Regions from separate parts of the Homo sapiens genome. Here region 1 is linked to region 2. Evidence: chromatin loops called from intact Hi-C (ENCODE). Cell type or tissue: PC-3. All regions are shown on one strand. Links, peaks and the distances in the headings refer to the core of each region. The heading gives the core; the rest is flanking DNA. Region 1 has its middle 56 kb from the start of FLJ20712. Region 2 overlaps BBS9 (Bardet-Biedl syndrome 9).

Evidence for each region. Hi-C counts contacts between places; a loop is a spot of excess contacts. Peaks named below come from ENCODE experiments on the same cell type or tissue, not always from the same donor. Only the 100,000 strongest peaks of a DNase experiment are listed, where the experiment ranks them.
Region 1: it touches region 2 in a loop (2.8-fold over the local background); 2 of 110 quality-filtered maps call a loop at or near these places.

The regions. Positions count from the first base shown.
Region 1 is chr7:33,663,597-33,675,501 of GRCh38, reverse strand. No RefSeq gene overlaps it. Among named protein-coding and RNA genes, the nearest start is that of FLJ20712, 56 kb to the left of the region's middle. In PC-3, for the core only: no CTCF peak of the experiment used is centred there; a DNase peak (open chromatin) is centred at 6,021; H3K4me3 peaks cover 635 bases; H3K27ac peaks cover 1,497 bases.
Region 2 is chr7:33,456,381-33,464,380 of GRCh38, reverse strand. The region is part of intron 19 of BBS9 (Bardet-Biedl syndrome 9); the gene reads right to left. Among named protein-coding and RNA genes, the nearest start is that of FLJ20712, 270 kb to the left of the region's middle. In PC-3, for the core only: CTCF peaks have their summits at 4,701 (motif pointing right) and 4,905 (motif pointing left); DNase peaks (open chromatin) are centred at 4,700 and 4,940.

The DNA.
Region 1 (11,905 bases), core at 2,441-10,440, 210 kb before region 2:
GAGGGGCTGCTGGCTCGAGTTTAGGATCTGCCGTTTGGCTTCTCTTTCCTTGACTGCTGTGCATTTCGAATCAGGCAGGCATGGGATACAAATCAGCTTACATATCTGTGCCCAAAAATAGGCTCAAAGAAAAAGTCATCTTTTGTTTAATCTGTGGGCAGTTTGTGGGAGTCATCCTTAAGAAGGTCGCACACACATACAGAGAAAAACTTGAAAGGGACTTTTATTCTAACAAATAGAGAAAGAAAAAAGGGCAGACAGAAAAACCAGGGGACAGGAATGGCGTGGCTTCTCACAAGATAGCACTGGTTTTATTTTTCAAATCACAGAGTATGACAAAGAATGGCCGAAACTGCTACTGTGAGCTTGAGGGAATAGATACCTTTTGTCTTCTTGTTCTTTTTTTCAATTTGTGAGAGCAGCTATTGTGCTGTTGTTTTTAGCTGGCCAGGGCCTGCAAGGGAGCCCTTCCCTCTGCTGGTGACGCTGTTTCTCTCACAGGTGTGTTAGTCTTTGGGGGACTCTCATCTAAAACTCAAGGGCATTCCCTGGATTGGTCTTTCAAGCCCTCTTGACCTTAGGGAGTATCTTATTCACTCAGCTCAGTCTGCACTGTTACATTTTAGAGAATAAAGAGTCCCCTGGAAGTATTAAAAGTGCACATTTATGTGCTGGTCCCCTCTGTAAACTCAATCAGATTTAGCTCTGAAAACATAACTCAAAAACAGTTAACTTCAGTAACAAGAAGTTACTGAATATAATATTCCAGGACCAAATAATAAGTCTCATTTTTCCCCCTACAGAACAACTCTCATTTTCCCCCCCAACATAAATTCTGTAATAACATGATTATGCATACGTGTGTATACAGCACCTATTTTTCCTTACCATTCTTGGTCTTCCAGAAAACCATATATCACTGTTATTTATAAAACTGACATAGTACTAATATAGTAATAAAAATTAATAATTTTCAATTCCATACATTTATCAAAGATACATAGATTAATACTAAATTTCCTAGAGACTCCTGATTTAATGTACTCTCTTCCAATGTACGATTATAGCTCATCAACTATGGTTCAAACACAATTGGATTCAGAAAATGTGGTCACTCTATATGGAATGCCAGCTGAAGCTCTCTAAGCAGCTATAAGACCATAGGTTGCCCAAGTAGGCAAAATGTTAAGATTATCACGGTATGAACAAAGTGGTCACTCTTTATCTGCCAAGAGGTGCTGGAGAAGGCCAGCCCCAGAGACCAAAGACAGAAAGGACTGCAGGGTCTGTCCTTGCCCCTTGAGTTCGCCCTGTCTGGAATGGATTTCCATCTTGAAAGTGAGGCATCCAGGTTAGTTCAGGGGCAACAGATACATGAAAGAGACCATGTTCTTGGCTCTGTTAACCTTTCATAGTGGGTTCACAGGGACCCAGTGCCAGGGCACACAGAGGGCACGGCTGGAAAGAGCTATTCCCAGAAAGCTATTGATTCATATAAAGTGAATCTACAGGAAAACAGCCTTCTCCTCACTTTTGTATATCACGTAGCCCTTGGTTCACCTGGCCTGGAACCCCCAGCTTACTACAGTTTTGTGAAAACGACATTATGGACACCCTGGACAACTGTTCCATGGCATCCGGTGCCCAACAACTCTCTCTCTCCTTTTATCTAATTAACAACTAATAGAAAGGGGACCCAAGCCAACATATGAATCCGTCACGTGACATCAAACAGGAAGCCTCATCTCCTTCCTCACCTTATTTTGCCAGTTAATATCTACAATGCATTTCAAAATCTATAAAAAAGATGTTATCAATAAACCAAACATATTTATCATTAATCCAAAATAGATCAAGCATAGTACTGAGAATGAAGCATATTTTTTAATTCTGGCTCTGGGATCAAACAATAATTCATAGAGAAAGAGATCCCCAAACACCTGCTCCCTTTTGCCACAGCCAGGGGTATAATGAGATAGCAAGCAGGCGTGTAAGGCCCAGGAAGCCACAGATATTCCTGTCTGCCCAGCTCTTCGAAACGGCCACTTGCTGTAGGAAATCCTCAGAGACATTTTCTAGACTCTGAAGTCTCCTTGGAAATCAAAAGTTTGGTTTTCCAAATTTGGAAGTAGCCAGAAGCAGCAAGGCAAGCTTCTGCATAAGAAAAGAGATTTCCCAGGGAGATCTGCTGGGGAAGAGCGTGAGGACAGTTTTGAGGTCTTTGGAGAATGATGAAGCCAAATAAAGACAAAATCCTAAGTAGGATTCCAACACTCTAGCTAGGGGGCAGTATCCCTGGTTGCTCCTTTTGCCTCACATTCCTGCATAGCTCTGCAGGGCACTGCAAGTGTCTGGTCCATATTTAAAATCTTGACATTTTCTTCATCTTGGAATTTTGTGTTAATTTTGATTATTTAAAATATTGCAGTAAGATATTCTTTATCTTGTTTACTGAGTTTTTGACCCCCTCCTTGTAGGTTGCACCCAAAGCAAGTGCCTCACTCACTTCGCCCTGCACCTGAAGCCCTCCCTTTAAAGAATGTTTGTTGACCCCTGGCTAGAACATAAAGGAGGCCAACCGAGTTGTCCTTCTAGTGAGAAATAAAATCAGTAGTCACTGAAACTAAGCTCAAAGGAAAGGCAAAGAAAAATGGAAGCATAGTATGTCTTTTAACATCAGCACGATATTGTGGTTAAGACATTGCCAGTTGAGTCAAATAGAAGGGCAAAAGAGTCTCTCCCACTAGGTTCTGTAGCCATCGGCTTGGTTTTCACCTGGGAAAAAAACAGGCCTAGTGGAATGCATGAGCGAGTAATCAAGGTAGCATGAATATTCTGCAGCACATCAAGTGTGATACTCTCAGGCACAATCACAGTTAGCTATGGCCTCCTCAACCAAGCCCAATGCACTAACCCTCCCAGAAGGCCTCACACATCCCACTGGATTTCCATGAACCACTAAGCCTCTAGAGGCAGGGACATATTTGCCATATTATTGGTACTAAATTATTATGAAAGAAAGAGAGGAAGGGAAGAAGGGAGGAAGGGAAGAAGGAAGGAAGGAAGGAAGGAAAGAAAGGAAGGAAGGAAGGAAGGAAGGAAGGAAGGAAGGAAGGAGGGAGGGAGGGAGGGAGGGAAGAAAAGAAAAATTAAAGACAACAGGCTCTGCAGACAGAAGCCCTGGGCACTAATCCCACCTTGTGTGACCTTCAGGAACTCTCTGAAGTTCAGTTTCCTCATCTGTAAGATGGAGAGGAGAACAATAACTATTTCACAGGGTTTAGGAGAGGATCAAATGATAAACTGCTCCTGAAAGTGTTTCATAAAATGTAAGAATGTAGTTTAACAAAAGACTGTATTGGTTTAAGTGCTACTGAGAAAAATGCTGTATGGTCTGGAGGGTATTTTTGGAGGAAGTGAAAGTCTTTGGAGCCAAAATAAAAACAGTGAGGGAAGGTCATGAATGATTAAGGGAGGTGATTGTCTGTTACTGTCTATGGAAAACAGAAATCAAAACATAATTCCCCAAAAACAGAGAAATGAAGCTTTCAAGTATTGAAAAAAAAAAAAAACCATGGCAAGAGACCATGGTCCTCGTTCCTGCATAATGTGAATATGTTTCAGATTATAGGTCTAGTTTACTCAGGGCACAGTCAGAATCCCCCAAAAGCCATCATTTTCTCTGTTGAATGCTTTTCCAAATATGTAGTATTCAAAATAAATGGTCAGATGCCACACACACCACACACAAAAAAGGAGAGTGCTCGTGTTTTTAATAGCTTGTGAAATGCAGCCATGGGCCTGCTGGTTGGGGTTGAAAGGAAGTAGCCCATAAACAACTCCATCAAGCGTGACAGAGCATGTTTGAGCTCAGCTTCACACAAAGAAAATTATTCCACAGTTCCAAGTGCCTGGGACCCTCAAGCAAGATCACATCCTACTGGTAGAGACATAAGGTGCTTCAAGGAAGCTGCAATGATACCTTGTAGCCCCAGCCTGAGGACTGAGGTGTGAGATTTAAGATTTATAAGAAACGTGGGATCTATGGATTGCTTACTTACAAAACTGATAAAAAGCTTTACTGACAGTTTTATAATGTTAGAGTTTGAATGGAAGCTTACTGTGTAGGGAAACAATTTCAATTTAATTTGTTTTTGACCAATTAAATGTTCATAGGAAAAGATATGTCTCTTTGGGAGGGTAGGGGGAGTCATTCACTTAGATTCCTTCTCCTTGTACACAGAATTACCTCTCAAAGTTGTTACAGAATCTATTCAAATGAGTCGTTAGATCCCCTAATGAGATCTAATTCAATATATATTCAAGTAGACAGAATGAAAAGCCAAGATCTGTGTTTCATTCTTAATCCTTTCAGTTACTGCTGTCTGAGTATGTCTAAGTCCTTCAACATCTCTTCATCTCAGCCACCACCTCGGATAAGTGGGAGCCATGGTTCTCAGCCTCTGGAATGAGTCAACCTGGCTTAATACCAGGTGATGGCTCCTCTCTACCCTCAAAGGTGCATGAGAGCCATCTTGTCCCTACTATATGCCCCCACACTCTGGTCCAATGAGACCCAAGCTAGGGAAATCAGTTTCTACACATTTTCTATCAGATCTACGAGAGTCATTTTCTGCCACCTGGATAGGTAAACGGGCAAGACTGTTCCTCAGGAAAGAACAGACCATTTGACTACAATTGCCCAGGAGAGGTAGAGAAAAGACACCAAGAGGACAGAGATTTGGAGGCTCTCAGTGTCCCAGTTGTAGGATCCTTTTCTGAAGCTCAGCTGCCTCCCAGGTTCTTAGAACTCATGATGTGCTGCCAACATGAAATCAATAAAAGCCCCTAACTTGAATATAAGCTTGCTTAGGTCAGGTTAGATTTTCATAATTGCAGCCTGAAGAGCCCCAACTAACATAGTTCTGTAATATAAACCCTAAAACTAAATTAGGTAGTATTTGTGATGTCTAGCCCTATGTTCCTTACCACCACCACCTCTCTTTCTCTGTTTGTTGAATAAATCAGATTTATAGATGAGAAGACTGGAGAAAACCATAGGGAACATCTGATCACATTCCACTTATAGATGCAGAACCAGAGAGGTTAAGTGACTTGCTCAAAACCAGCTTGTTTACAGTGGAAAATTCCAGAAGCTTTCTATTACAGCCACAATATTTTAGGCAAACGTCTTACAGGTTTTCTATTTTTCTCTCTGCCTCTCTCTTTCTCATTGGGTAACCCTTGTTTCAATGTGCTCTGAGAGTGTGCTCTAAGAAACCTAATCTAGGAATTTAAGAGGTTGGGACAGAAATCCTATGCTACAAGTCCAGATACCACAGGGAGACAGTGCTTGGGGTAGAAACATGGTTTGCATGTCGGACTGCCTGGGTTCAAACCCAGCCCTACCACTCAGGAGCTACGTGAGCTTGGCAAGTTAAACTCATTTGAACTACATTTTTTCATCCCAAAATGGGGATGACAATGCCTGTCTCATAGGGTTGATGCCTGGTACCCCATCACATAATGTTGGCTATTACTTTTATTAAAGGGCAGACCATTTCAGCAGACAGAGAGAAAACTGCCACATACAAGACCTTTCAGCCTCATTGGTTATACCTTTTCAACAATACCCTCTGCCAAGCCTGAGAGAAGCATTACCTACCCACATGGTAAGAAAATAAAGCAGACACATTAGAGATTATGGGGAGCTTAAAAAGCCACATGCGAGACATTTACAATACACCCAACTGCTCCAAACAGATGTGTACCAGAATAGGTTTCGTTGTGCTTTTTAACTTACTCTCCTGATTTCTGCCTCCAGGTGACTGGGACACTCATTCACAGCTTGGAGCCAAACACTTTCACATAGATGCTCAGAAATACTCCACTTACTTCACGGCATTGCTATTTTAACTATTTGAGAAATTTATCTTTCATTTTGCCCATCCCTCGGGTCTTCACTTCTAACCTCAAACAAAAGCTCTCAGGCACTCCTTTCCTCCCTGACACTGACAGAGAAAGTAATTTAGCAAAGCGGATATTTACTTAAGTGACTGGGTGTTGATTTAAACGCTAGTGATAAATTTGTTGATCTTGCTCTAAAGGCTGTTATTCTTGGTAATGTAATTGTCATGGATCATAACTACAAGACAAAGTATAGCTTCAGCCCTCCTGCTTGTTGCCAGAGGATGGAATGTCAAGTGATGTTTTGACTATGGAGCATTTCCTGGAGAACGGAGAACAATAGACCCGTCTCAAGACGGGATTAAACACATAAGAAAACATGTCTTGAAATTGGTGGAAACATGGATCTACCAAGGAGTTATAAGACAGTATTTCTTTCATTCCTTTCTTTTGTAGCACTAAACAGCATTTAATTAATGATATTCAATGGCACCCCACTGCCTTCTGAAAATACTTTGCCTTCCTTTTCCTGTTCCACTAACCCACCACATTTTCTTACCTGTCTCTTTGCCCATGCTCTTTCCTCTCCCTCAAATCCTTTTCTTTTCTCATTTACTACACCAAGATCTAGCAGATAATTCCTTTTTTTTTCTTTTTTCTTTTTGACAGAGTCTTGCTCTGTCGCCCAGGCTGGAGTGCAGTGGTGTAATCTTAGCTCGCTGCAATCTCTGCCTCCTGGGTTCAAGTGATTCTCCTGCCTCAGCCTCCCAAGTAGCTGGGATTACAGGCGTATGCCACCACACCAGTTAATTTTTGTATTTTTAGTAGTGATGGGGTTTCGCCATGTTAGCTGGGCTGGTCTTAAACTCTTGACCTCAGGTGATCCGCTCGCCTTGGCCTCCCAAAGTGCTAGGATTACAGGCATAAGCCACCGCACCCGGCCTAATGGAAAATTCTTTATCATTCCTCAAGGGTCAGCTCAACTCTCCTCTCTTGGTAGGTTTCCATGAGAGTCCCAAACCAGTGGGAGATCCCTGCTCAGTGTTCCTAAAGCTGTGCTCACTGTAATGACCCCTCACTGTAAATCATGGACATACATGTCTGTTGTCCCAGTAAGCGTGAATTTCTTCAAACAGGGTTAACAATTCCTTCATCTCTGCATATTAGATGCTGAATAGTATTGTTGAATGAATGACTGAACCAGTTCGTGAATAATGAATGAATGGTCTTTATGCAGAAAAACAACAGAAATGAAGACAATATCTTGTAACCTAGACAAACCGGGAATTCTCTGACATTCCAGCCCAGCTGAAAGTGCCCACTGGGTTTACACAGGTCAGAGCAGTTACAGAGTAGAAAAAAGATTTACCTCTACTTTGTGAAAGCATTTGTTTTAGAAACAATCTGAGGTAACAGATCATATTTTCTGCATTCTCATTTTCTTGTTTCTTATTCCAAAGCTATTTTCAGAAAAATAGGATGTTACGTGATTCCAAGTTCATTTTTTTTCTGCTCACTCACCTCCCCAACAGAAAGCTTGGTCCTTAACTGGTCAGCACTAGAGAAAATCACAGTACCCACACCCCCTGCTCCACACACACACACACACACACACAAATTATATATATATAAAATTTCAGATGGATAATAAGCCAAGGTGCAAAGAGGGAAAATATTAAGCTATCATCATGAAGGTCTTATTTCTATTCCTGTATCAGACACAAATGGGAAGGCAGAAAGCACAGAATCACACTGTTACATGATACATGGGTATTCATAGGGGTTGTTTTGAAATAGCCCACCCTAAATCTTCCTGCATAAAAAACTCTGATCACACAGGTTGGTAAAACATGAAGAAACAACATGCTTTCAAAGTGAAGACCAATTTGGAAGTATCCACCTTTTAACACTGAACATGGAAATTACCTGGACTGGCAATATGGCAGCAGGCAAAATTAGAAAGTAGATGACCAATTTTCTTAGCAACTGTCCTGCTGAGAAGCTCTGCAGTTGAGGCTCATGCAAAAGGCACTGTGTCTCCATAGGACACTAGGCTGTCCATGGGTGTTCCTTCTCTGTGTCTGAGTCTGTAGGAACTCTGATGTAACAGGAATCCCTCTGAATCATTCCACACTGACAACCTGTACTGCTCATGAAATGCTGTCTTCAAGACAGACTCTGTAAGATCTTTCTGTAGGCCATTCCACAGCAACTAATCCAATCTGGGAGTGCTGGCCATGTATTGAAATGCAATTCAAATAACAGCACTTAAAGTACATGCCTGGCACTGTGTCAAGCACAGTCCTTACAAAAACTTGAGTCTTATAGGACTATTATCCCCATTTTACAATGAATAAACTGAGAATCAAAGAGACTGGCCAATTTGACCAGTCATAGAGCTAGGATGGAGTTGATCCAGATTGAACCGAGCCTGTCTAACATCTAGGCACATTTTCTTATTCGCTACATTTGGACAGAATCCATGGTCTCCACACTCAGTGTATCAGAATACAGAAAAAGCAGGCACCAGCTCTGCATGAAAACCTCTGTTTGTTTCATGACTGTTTCTAAGGACCCTCTCTCCCTAGAGATGAACAACCTTAGTCCTTTAATATTTCCTTATTCAGATGATATTTCATTTCTCCTTGTCATGATCATCAGTGTCATCAGAACTACCATTTACTAAGCCTGTACTATGTGCCAGATCCTTTATTATAATTCTACACAGTAAGCTTGAGAAACAACTCAATTAAAACATAGGCAAAGGACCTGAATAGACATTTTTCCAAAGAAGACATATAAGTGGTCAATAAGTGCATGAAAAAAATGCTCAAATCACTAATCATCAGGGAAATGAGAATCAAAACCATAATGAGACATCACCTCACTCCTGTTAGGAATCTACTGTCAAAAAAGACAAGAAATAACAAGGGCTGGCAAGGATGCAGAAAAAGGGAGCCCTGTACACTGCTGGTGGGTCCTAAATTAGTACAACCACTTATGCAAAACAGTATGGAGATTCTCAAAAAGTTAAAAATAGAACTACCATCATATGATCCAGAAACCCCACTACTGGGTATGTATCCAAAGAAAATGAAATCAGTACTTCAAAGAGATATCTGCACTCCCATGTTCATAGAAGCATTATTCACAATAACCAAGATATGGAAACAACCTAAGTGTCGATCAGTGGATGACAGATAAGGAAATTGTGGTACATATACACAATGGAATATTATTCAGCCATAAAAATGAAGGAAATCCCGCCATTTGTTACAACATGGGTGAACCTAGAGGACATTATGCTAAGTGAAATAAGCCAGACACAGAAAGACAAATACTGCATTATCTCACATGTGGAATCTAAAAAACTCAAACTCATAGAAGGAGGGTAAAATGGTGGTTACTAAAGGCTGGGGATGAGGGAAATGGGGAGACGCTGATCAAACTGTACAAACCTTCAGTTATAAGATGAATAAGTTCTGGGATCTAATGTACATCATGGGTGGTGAAGAATGTTTTAATTATTCTGATAGTGATAATCATTATACATTATATACTTAAATAAAATCATTGCATTGTATACCTTGAATATATTCAGTTCTTATTCATCAATTAAATATTTCAAAATTTTAAAAAGTCTGAGATGTTCATTATCTAGAAACGAAACGTTCAATGAGATGAGCTCACTTGCCCAAGCCCTGGTTTCCAGCAGGTGACAAAACCAAGATTCTAACTTGGTTGACCCTATAGCCCAGGCTTTTCTTGTAATTCCTTGCCACAGCTCCACAGTTAGAGATCTTGACTTCTACTCTAGGTCTTGTAAGTCCTCCTTTAGTCACAGAAACTCATACTGGACCCTCCACCCTGCCCAGAGCATGATGGAAAGATGACAGACCCACACACCAGCGCCATATGGGCTTTTAAAATTAGAATCAAAGGGGAGCAACATGCTCCAGGATAGACAATCACATTCCTGTTTAAAGAAACCAGACGGGAGATGACTACAGACTAGCAAGTTGAGGGGGATCCTTGGAAGGTGTGTCATATGCTGTAGAAAACTTCCCAAGCCCTTCCTGATTTTAAGGCATTTGGCTACTGACACTGGTTCGAATTTACTAAGTACAAAAATTTTAAAAATTAAAAAAATATAAAGCACTTGGCAAGCAACTTAGAACTTTCACTTCCTTAGTTTCCAGCCGAAACTTTGGCGTCACTGTGGTGGAGCTAAGTGGCCCTGGGTGGAGCGTCACTCAAAGGGTTCGCTTTGGAAGGGCAGTGGGAGAATGAGCAAGTTGAAAGAGAGGGGGTGTCTTGAAGCACATTTGTAGAGCAAGCACAATTTCATTTATTATGCACAACTGTATGCAAAACTATCTCAATTGTATAATTACTTATTAGATTAATTTTAGTGGGTGTTTTGGTGCTGGTGATAGGAGCTAGGGAAGCCCTTGAAGCCACCGCTTAGCAATGCCCCCCCTCATTCAAGGCATATGACCTTCCTGAGCCTCCATTCCTAACCTATAAAATGGAGATAAAAACACCCACTTCATAGAATTTTGTGAGGACTGAGTGAGTCTGCATATCCAGGGCTAATACACAGTAGATGCTCAATTAATAGTGGTTACTTATTAACCCTAAATTGAGTTAAAACTACTTATGGCTCCTCTTTCTCCTTCATGAAGCTGTTATTAAAATGTTTTCTCTAATACATATGAAAATGCCCGGACTATCAAACCCTGGTTTGGAGGACAGTTTGTTCTTAACGTTGACTAAATATTATACAACATCAAGGACCAAAAAGGATTTGAGGTGGCCCACAATAAGAAACACAATGTACGAAATTCATGAAGCCATTAAACGAGAGTGATGATAGAAAAGATTCCAGTAAAGGGGAGAGAGAGAAATGGTGCACAGCCTAGAGCAGCTCTTCTCTCCCTGCAGAAGCATCACTTGCCAACTTATTGGAATGCAGGTCCTGCCTCCCCAGGTCCCCGAGTGGAGCCCGAGATTCTGCCTTTCTCACCAGCTCCCCCCAACCCCACCCCCAGGAAGCAAATGCTGCTGGTTCACACTTTGTAGGGTGAAGGAAGTTAATGAAAGAGGACAAAGCTACTTTATAGTTCAAGTCAATCTTTCTGAACAAATGCAACATAGAATCTCATATGCAAATGCATTCTGATGACTTTTTTAATTAACAGAAAACTCCGGGGATGTTGGTGTGTGTCAAACAGTCCTCCCTGCTTGAACAAATGTTTTCTACTCCTCTGTCTCTCCCTTTTCCTCCAGGACCTTCTGGACCTGACACAGTGAGCAAGAAATCTGATGTGCCCAACAACCCTCTCTCTAAATGATTTCAAGGAAGAGGCAGCAAGCTGCACAGATACTGGAAATGCGTGATGTAACCTTTTACATTCAGAGAAAGGGCTGTCCCTAATTCAAGCCATATTTCACCCAATGAAGTAGACTTATTTAAAACTGGAAAACATCCAAAGAAGATATGAAATTCAATATATTTCAGTAGGTCGTGGCCTTTGCCTTCTTGTGGCCCCAATTACTTCCCTGTGCCCAGATGGGTCGTCCCTCTTTCCTCGTGCTGGATACTTCCTAATGCTCATTCCAACCTGAGCTCTCAAGTGAGGCATCTGCGGGTGAGAAATCTATAATGCACTTAAAGGTTGTTGAGAGCTTCCCAGGAGTCAGGCTATGTCCTAAAAGCTGTAATAGATTATCTCATTTAACCCACTGTGAGGACTCTACAGATGAGGGTGTTTATAAAGATGGAGTATATTATAAAGTCACACCTGTATTAGGTATCATCACAGGGATTCAAACTGCAGTCTATTTAGCCCAGGATTTCTCCACCTCAGCAAAATGTCAAGGGACATTGTGGCCCTGATAATTCTCTGTTACTGGGGGCAGAGGGGCTGTGCTGTGCATTGTGGGACATTTAGCAGCACCCCTGGTCTCTATTCACCAGATGTTATTAGCAACCCCT
Region 2 (8,000 bases), core at 1-8,000:
ACTCCTATTTTACAGAAGAGAAAATAAAGCCAGGGAGTAAGTAGAAAACCAGGAAATCCCAAATCTTCTGATCTACAACCCTTAGTTTTTAAAATTACCCCAGGTTACCAAAAAATAGTTCCCTCATTTTCGTAAGGCTCATGTTTGTTTTATCTTGACCTAGCTTTTCTGATAATGTCTGTCTTTAGTTAAATAAAGCTAATGTTTTTCAAGTATATTAGCATTTTAAGCAATCCTATTAACCAAACCAGACAGTCAAATTTATAAAATGAATTTCAGTAAGCATTACACAAATTTGGATATATTATAAATGATGTATGATTTTAACTTAACAAAAAATTTAGAATTGCCATTTAAAAGCACAAAATACACTGTATTTTAAAATTAGCACATCTAAAAATACTTAAGGACATTATACTGTAAGATTTGTCTACCTCACTGAACAACAGGCAATGGATACATCCAGAAAAATATTACATTATTTTAAAGTTTTCATATACCCACATAAAACATAAATGTCAACTCAGAATTTCAGAAAGGGGTGGGTTGATAGGAGATCAAATTTAAATTTTAAGTTTAATATTTCCATAAGTGAATGTAGGAACTTTACATTTGTTTAATATTTGGTGGGTCTCATTCTCTTCTGCTTTGGAAAACAGAATAGCTTAACTGTCTAAAATACTTAAAAAACATGATTTTAAAATTTTGTTTACAATCTGGTTGCTATAAACCCGATTGTACTAGCTGAAACTTGTTCCAGTGTAGAGGAATCTGATTAGCTTTATTTCAGACAAAAATAAGAGACTAAGAGAAGTGTAAAAGCACATCCTGGCTCACAGAGATACTGTATAAACTCACAGTCCAGAATCACAGAATTTTTAAGACTGGAAGGGATCATTGTAACAAGGAAATATTTTGGGACCCATTTCTCCCACTAATCTAAACAAGACAACTATTTTTTTTTTCTTTCACAAGTTTCCTAACTGAAACTGGATCTACAGAGCAAGATGCAGGCATTCCCCCTATCAAAAAGTTAATGTAGAAACTCCCTTTGCTATTTCACTTCTGCATACACAATGCCAGCACAATTGGTTACAAAAGGAAAATCTAAGCTGTTGCCTGTCTGTGTTTTGGTCTACGTGACGCTAAGCAAGGATTTTGGTTTGGTTTTGTCAATTGTCTGTCTGTTCAGCTGCACAATAGCCTCAATCCTCTGGCAGTGATAACTAAATACAAAGAGAGCCTGGGAATACCACTCCCTTTAAAAAGTCTTGGCAAATCTCATCAAACTACAGGTCTATTACTTTTTAGGCAGACCCTCCAGGCCTCCCCAGATCTATTTAGCTGAGCACACACCCTTATTTCACCCATTCACCCATTTTCTCCTAGCTTGTCCCTACTGTCCTAAGTCCTAAAATGTTTAACGTGCAAAGTGATTGTAGTTAATCTACTCACTCAGGTTTCCTTTAAATATTTCCTAACTTTAAATATCCATTTTTTAAAAAGTGGACAGAGTATGGCTTCATGACTGCTTCTTGAGAAGACCACTCTCATTTTGCAAAAAGAGCTGCCCATCCAACATGTGTCCTTTTGCCCTTCCTGGGTAACCTGAATTTGACTTATTCTGAGTAATATCCCTCATTTGTATGGAGTAGGTTTGGAAGAACCCACTCAGAATATTTAAATATTTTCCATAAGCATGTGCCTAAGTTCATTTTTTTAAACTTCATTTAACCGCAAGTAGAACTTACCACCACTTTTTCTGTCACTGCCAGAAATAATGTGAACTACATACATTAGGAACGTTTACAGTTTCAAATTCAGCTACTGTGATTTTCCAAGTCAATCTACTGTAATATTTTTTACAGTCACCCTAGAGTGTTTTCAGAAATATGCAGCCATTCATGGGGGAACATTTCTGATATCTAATAATTGTGGCAACTTAAGAGTTAAATTTACTCTGTGCCATCTTCCAATGCCACGTCTCAACTATATTACTGCATTTACAAACTGACATTATATTTCTTGTCAAAAAAACTTTACATATTTCCTCAATCAATGAAATGATTACAAGGAAAGCCTGACCAACTTCAAATGTAAATATATCTGGGATACAAAAGACAGTCATGGCTAATGATCCAAATTTGGAATATTTTATATGTTTAACACAAGGAGAACATTTCATAATAGGAGAAGCTAACAAGGAACAAGTATTATCCCAATAAAACATTCTTGTGTAATCAAACTAGAGTCAAGGTTTTAGATTTTGATTTAGTTTATTATTTAATAATTAACCTAGTGTTCCTACCCTACAAAAAAACTATACATCTTCATGTTTGAATATCATAAAGATGTCAAATAAAGAAATGAAATTAAAACGACCTTAGATATGGGAAGAATTAGCTTCACCAGCACTTAGAAAGCAATACAAACTGACTGCTGGTTGCTAAAATTAAAAACTGCAGAATTCAAACACTATTTCTGAATGTACTTGGTAATGAGATATGTCATGTGAAGTTAAAAGGGTCCAAACTAAAAGACTATCTTTTTAGGCAAATCTTCAAAAACCCCAGCAACATGACAAAGAAGAAAAAAATTAATTCTATTTCATAGGTAACTGTCAAATGCAGATCTCTTTTCTTCCCATTCAGAGTAAATATTTATTAACTCCATAAATAAAGTGTTATTGAACACTCAGCCTAATTTTTTAATTTTTGTTTCATTTTCATGAAGTCATATGGAAAATAGATACTGTGCCCGAACATTTAAATTGACTTCTGCTATCTTAGGGAAGAGCTAGTTGTCTTAGAGCGGAAGACTAGAAATTAAAAGCCTGGAATCTTTTTCTGAGAGTCTTACAAACTCTCCTGAGATGAATATGGAAATTATCCAAAGTTTTTTTTTTTTAAGTAACTTTGGAAAAAGTGGTGGATATGTTAAAGAATAATCTATTTTTAATAACAAAAATCAAAGCATTGAGGAAAGTATGTTTCCAAATTGAGCATTTTGATTTTGATAATGAACATAAAGTTAGGAATAGCTTTTAAAAATCATTCCACTGCTGTGGAAGACCACTTGGCTGTTCCTCAAAAAGTTAAACATAGAATTACCATATGATCCCACAACCCTACTTCTAGGTATATACCCAAAAGAACTGAATACAGGTACTCAAACACATACACACATGTTCATAGCAGCTCTATTCACAATAACCAAAAGGTGGAAATAGCCCAAATATCCATCAATAAATGAGTGGAAAAACAAAGCATGGTACAGCCACATAATGGACTATTATACAGCCATAAAAAGGAATAAAGTACTGCTACATGCTACAAAGTGGATAAACCTTCAGCACATTATGCTAAGTAAAAGAAGTCAGATGCAAAGATCACATATTGTATAATTCCAATTATATGAAATATCCAGAAAAGATAAATCCATAGAGAGAGAACTCAGACTGGTAGTTGCCAGGGTCTAGGGAAATGGGTTAATGAAAGAAACTGCTTATTGGGTAAGGCGTTTTACTTTGGAGTGATGGAAATGGTTTAGAACTAGATAGGTGTAGAGATCATACAACATTGTGAATGCATTAAATGTCAATGAATTCTTCGCTTTAAAATGATCAATTTTATGTCATGTGAATTTCATCTCAAATTATTTTTTTAAATGCTACATCACCAAAACTTCTGATGATATAGAGGACAGTAATGTTTGGAAAAATACAGACATTGACAATTCTATGTTTAAAAGTGATCCCAAATAGACTCTGAATGTGAAAAAAAAATTAAGAATACCTTGAACAAATTATTTTGCTTGTATTTTTCTTTATATGTCTATTTAAGTGTGATAAAACATAAAATTTTGTCTAAATCTTAAGAGTTTTTCAGTACATAAAAAATATTTAATAAGAGAAAATATTCATTTTAAAATCAAAATTATTTTCCCTTGTACCTAAAATGGTTTAAAAATCAACAATGCTACTTAAAGAGAAAACCCTGACAGGTTACGTCAATCAATTATGGGCATAGAAGACAGTTTTTGAAATAAACAAAGCAGTTAAAGATAAAGCCAAGAAATTCCAGAAACTATCTTAGGAGAATTTAAACCTTAAATTTCTACAGAGATATGAACATTACCCAAATGAAGGACTATCAGTTTAACGTAAATCACAATAGAACTCTTTTAGCCAGGTTCATCATTATGCAGATTTTCACACACTTCAGAACAAATTATCGATTTGTAGACAAGGCAGGATTAAGTGCCTTTCAGCTGTAGGAGGCTATGAAATAAAACTAAATAAAACTACATATGGTAAAAAGTGTACAATAACAAAGTCGCTTTAAAGTAACAGTAGTCTCAAACACCATCAGTATATTATAAAAGCAATACATTTTACAATCCATGTTATTGCAGGTTTCATTTAACTTATAAAGATTCATTTTGAATTTCAATATTACTTGGGTAATTAGAATGTTCCATGTAAGCTCAAACATAAGAAAAGAATTTTTAAAGTACACTTATATAATATATGGTAAAGACCAAGTTTTAAAAACTGGTCTCATTAACAAATTAAGCTTAGATTTTGGAGTTTAAAAAACTAAGTGCCAATAAGCACACCTAATGCCCAGATCTTGGTTTCTTCAATAAAAAGACCAGGGCTCCTTGGAGAAATGGCTGATTCCAGCAGGGGGCAAGAGATATATAAGACAAACCTGGAGCAGCATGTAGTGCCAGAGAGTAAGGAAGTGCTCAAAACAAAAACTCATTTTCAGTGCAAAGGCACTGAAATGAGATATTTTGAATATCTGCTTGCACAAACTGGCTATGAATTTGTAGAGACGGGCCACTTCTTTTAAATGCCTTTTAATTTCTTCCTATAGAGCAGAGCTTCTCAACCTCAGCCCTGTGGACATTTTGGGCTGGATACTTGTTTGCTGTGAGGGCTGCTCTGCCCTCTGTAGGAAGTTTAGCAACATCACTGGCCTCTACTTACTAGATGCCAATGGTATCCTCTCCCTTCTCCCCAGCTGTTACAATCAAAAATGCCCCCAGACTTTGCCAAATGTCCCGGAGTCTCGATCATCCCACTCCCAATTGAGAACCACAGCTCTAGAGAAATTTCCAAAATGCTGAGCAAAATAAAACATGATAGTTAAAACAAGCAGAACAATACCGCAAGATTCTGGCTGGCGTTAAAGAACAAGCAAAGGGAAGAGGGATCTCAATGGAAAGGAGTTCGTTTTGTCTTCTTGAGTGTTTATTTTCTTCTTTCCTCTTCAGTAATTGGCAATAAGGCCCTTTTAATAACTGGTTTAACACTGTACTCCTGATCCCCTAACTTCATTCCCACTGCTGCCAACAAGCCTCATGGCAGAAAAGAAAAAAGCCCTAGTGTTTGACACATTTCACAAAAGCTGTCCTTCAAAGACACTTGGTTGAGAAGTAATTTAATTAAAGACAAGGACAACAGCCTGCCAGTTAAACTCAGAAACACCAAATAAGGAGGGTGCTACAGTTTCTGGAATCCCATCTTTTCTGCTACTAATAAAACTCACTGAGCCCAGAGTACTAAAAGAATTGTCATAATGTATTCGGGGTGTGAAACTGAGAAATGTTCACCTATTCCAGTGAATCACTCTTCCATAACATTTGAAAAGAAGTGCAGTGTACTCCCCTTGGGCAAACACCTGTTTACAAACAGGAACATACAATTAACAGAGACTAGTTCCTTTTACACCCTGTGCCAAATTCACTGTAACTCATTTGGCTTCTGCCAGAATTGGATTCTAATCCTTTGTTCTAGACCATTAGCTATAATCTTTAGCTTCTTGTTTGTTACTTATTTTAGCAAAAAGCAGAGAAAGATTTTCCGCAAAGAAAAACTGGCACAGAATAGTTAATATAAACACTCCCCAAAGTGGTAAGGTAATCCACAAATGGACTAGAAATTTAAATGAAAGTCTAATTATATATACTGATACCATATACTCTCAAAGAAGAAATCTATGGAACAAATGAACAAACAGGTACATTGGGATGCTGTTCTGAAAACTTTATTCTCAAAAATACTAAAAGAAGCCTGTTTTTATCTTTTACATTTTTTCTCTCATTCAAAAAATCAACTTTTTACATTTTTCAGATGTGTTCCATTCAGCCTTTCCTCGGATGACTTTCACATTTCTTCTTAAAGAGTGATATAAACAGTTTTGCTAAATCAGACATTTTCTATAATAAGCATTATTCAAAAAACAAAAAAGTGCACAGAGTCATCCAGGCCAGACAACTGTCTCTTTTTGTCTCTTTTAAAAGCACACCTGAGGACTCCATTTAAATTGGATAGTGCTGATCTCAGAGCAGAACCAGCTAATTGTCTCAGAGCTAAAAGACTAGAAATTAAAAGCCTCAAACCTTTTCCTGATCCTGCCACTTGCTGTGTTACTTGAACGTCACTTAACCTCTTCGGACTTTTATTGATCTATAAATGGCAACTATTTGGCAAACGATAGGGTGATTTATGGAATGGGCACTTTAAGAGCATTGACTAAAAGTGGTTAAATTAAAAGTTAAGTTGTATTTTTAAACTCTAAATAGAGATATTGAGGTCTTTAACACTCTTTTCAGACACAATTTCCTGAAAGTTTCTTTTTTACAGATAAATATATCATGCTTCCAGACAAACTAACCTTGAGTTCAAAATCATCAGCTAGCTAAGGAAAATTCAAAAGACTTTTCATCCTAAGATACCATACATGTTTTCCATATATTCTGTGAAGTATTTTAGTGTAAATTATATCTTATTCCATCAACAAGTAAGTTTCAGAAGGTATCTGATCTCTCAACATACAGAAATGAATACGGTGACATTTCTCATTGAGTGACTATAGTGACAGTGCTTATTAAAACAATAACATGACCAAGACCCAAGAGTCCTTTTTCTTTGGTACAGAGAAAGTCTTAAAATCTTACCCTCAGGACAGGTGGAATAAAGGTCCTGAAATCTTCCTATCCTATTTCTCAATATTAAGAGACTAGTTTTGTAGAAGCGGAAACTCCTCTACATAAGCATAAGCTAATTTATTTCATTCTTGACGTTGTTCTTGTACCTCAGGAAAATATGTGGTCTCTTGCCAATAACACACAGTATTATAAGGCTGATTGCTTCCGTGACTCATTAATCAGCATGTCCCATGCATCTTCCAGAAAGATGACCCTCGGTGTAAACAATGTCTAAAGAGACCCACAGAAGCCAGAGAAGAGGGCAAAAGGGTAAACCCTAATCTCTCTCCCAAAGGACTAGCTTTAAAATAGTCTGACGTACACGTATGGCCCCCTCTTAGGGGCCAAGTAGACATTTTCCACCTTGCACCATGGTGACCAAATCTCACCCCCACTTACTCCTTGTCCCACTTAATTAATCCTCATCCCACTTAATTAACAGTGCTACTCATTTGTTCTACAGATGTTTTCTATTTAGGAAAACCAACTAATGATCAGAATCAGTTATAAGAAGTTAATCAATAATCCTTCTATTTATGACTGATTTGTTCTATTTTAAAACTTGAACTGTTTGGAGATGTTACATCTTGTCACTTTTTAATCAAAGTTCCATCTGACACTCTGTAAGAGATGTAGGGATATTATTTAGTAGCATCCTACAACATTCATGGCTTTGTTATCCATGACAGCAAGCCTGAACTTTCCATTCTATCTGAAAGAGACACTTATTTACCCATATCTAGGATATAGAAAAAAAAATACTTAGGGGAGAGGGGAAAAAATGAAGAAAGTCCTCGTTTAAATTCAGGTTTTGTTTTTTTAACTCAAAAACAACCATAAAACCCACCTAGAACAAAGCAAAAGAGAGTTTTCTAATTACCACTTAAAAATAACTTTGTATTAGACTAATATAAATTAGTACAGGCACAGGTTTAAGAGGAAAGACTGAAGTGAAGACAGCATCTTATTTCTTTTATTATCTACCTTTCCTTGCATTCATTACA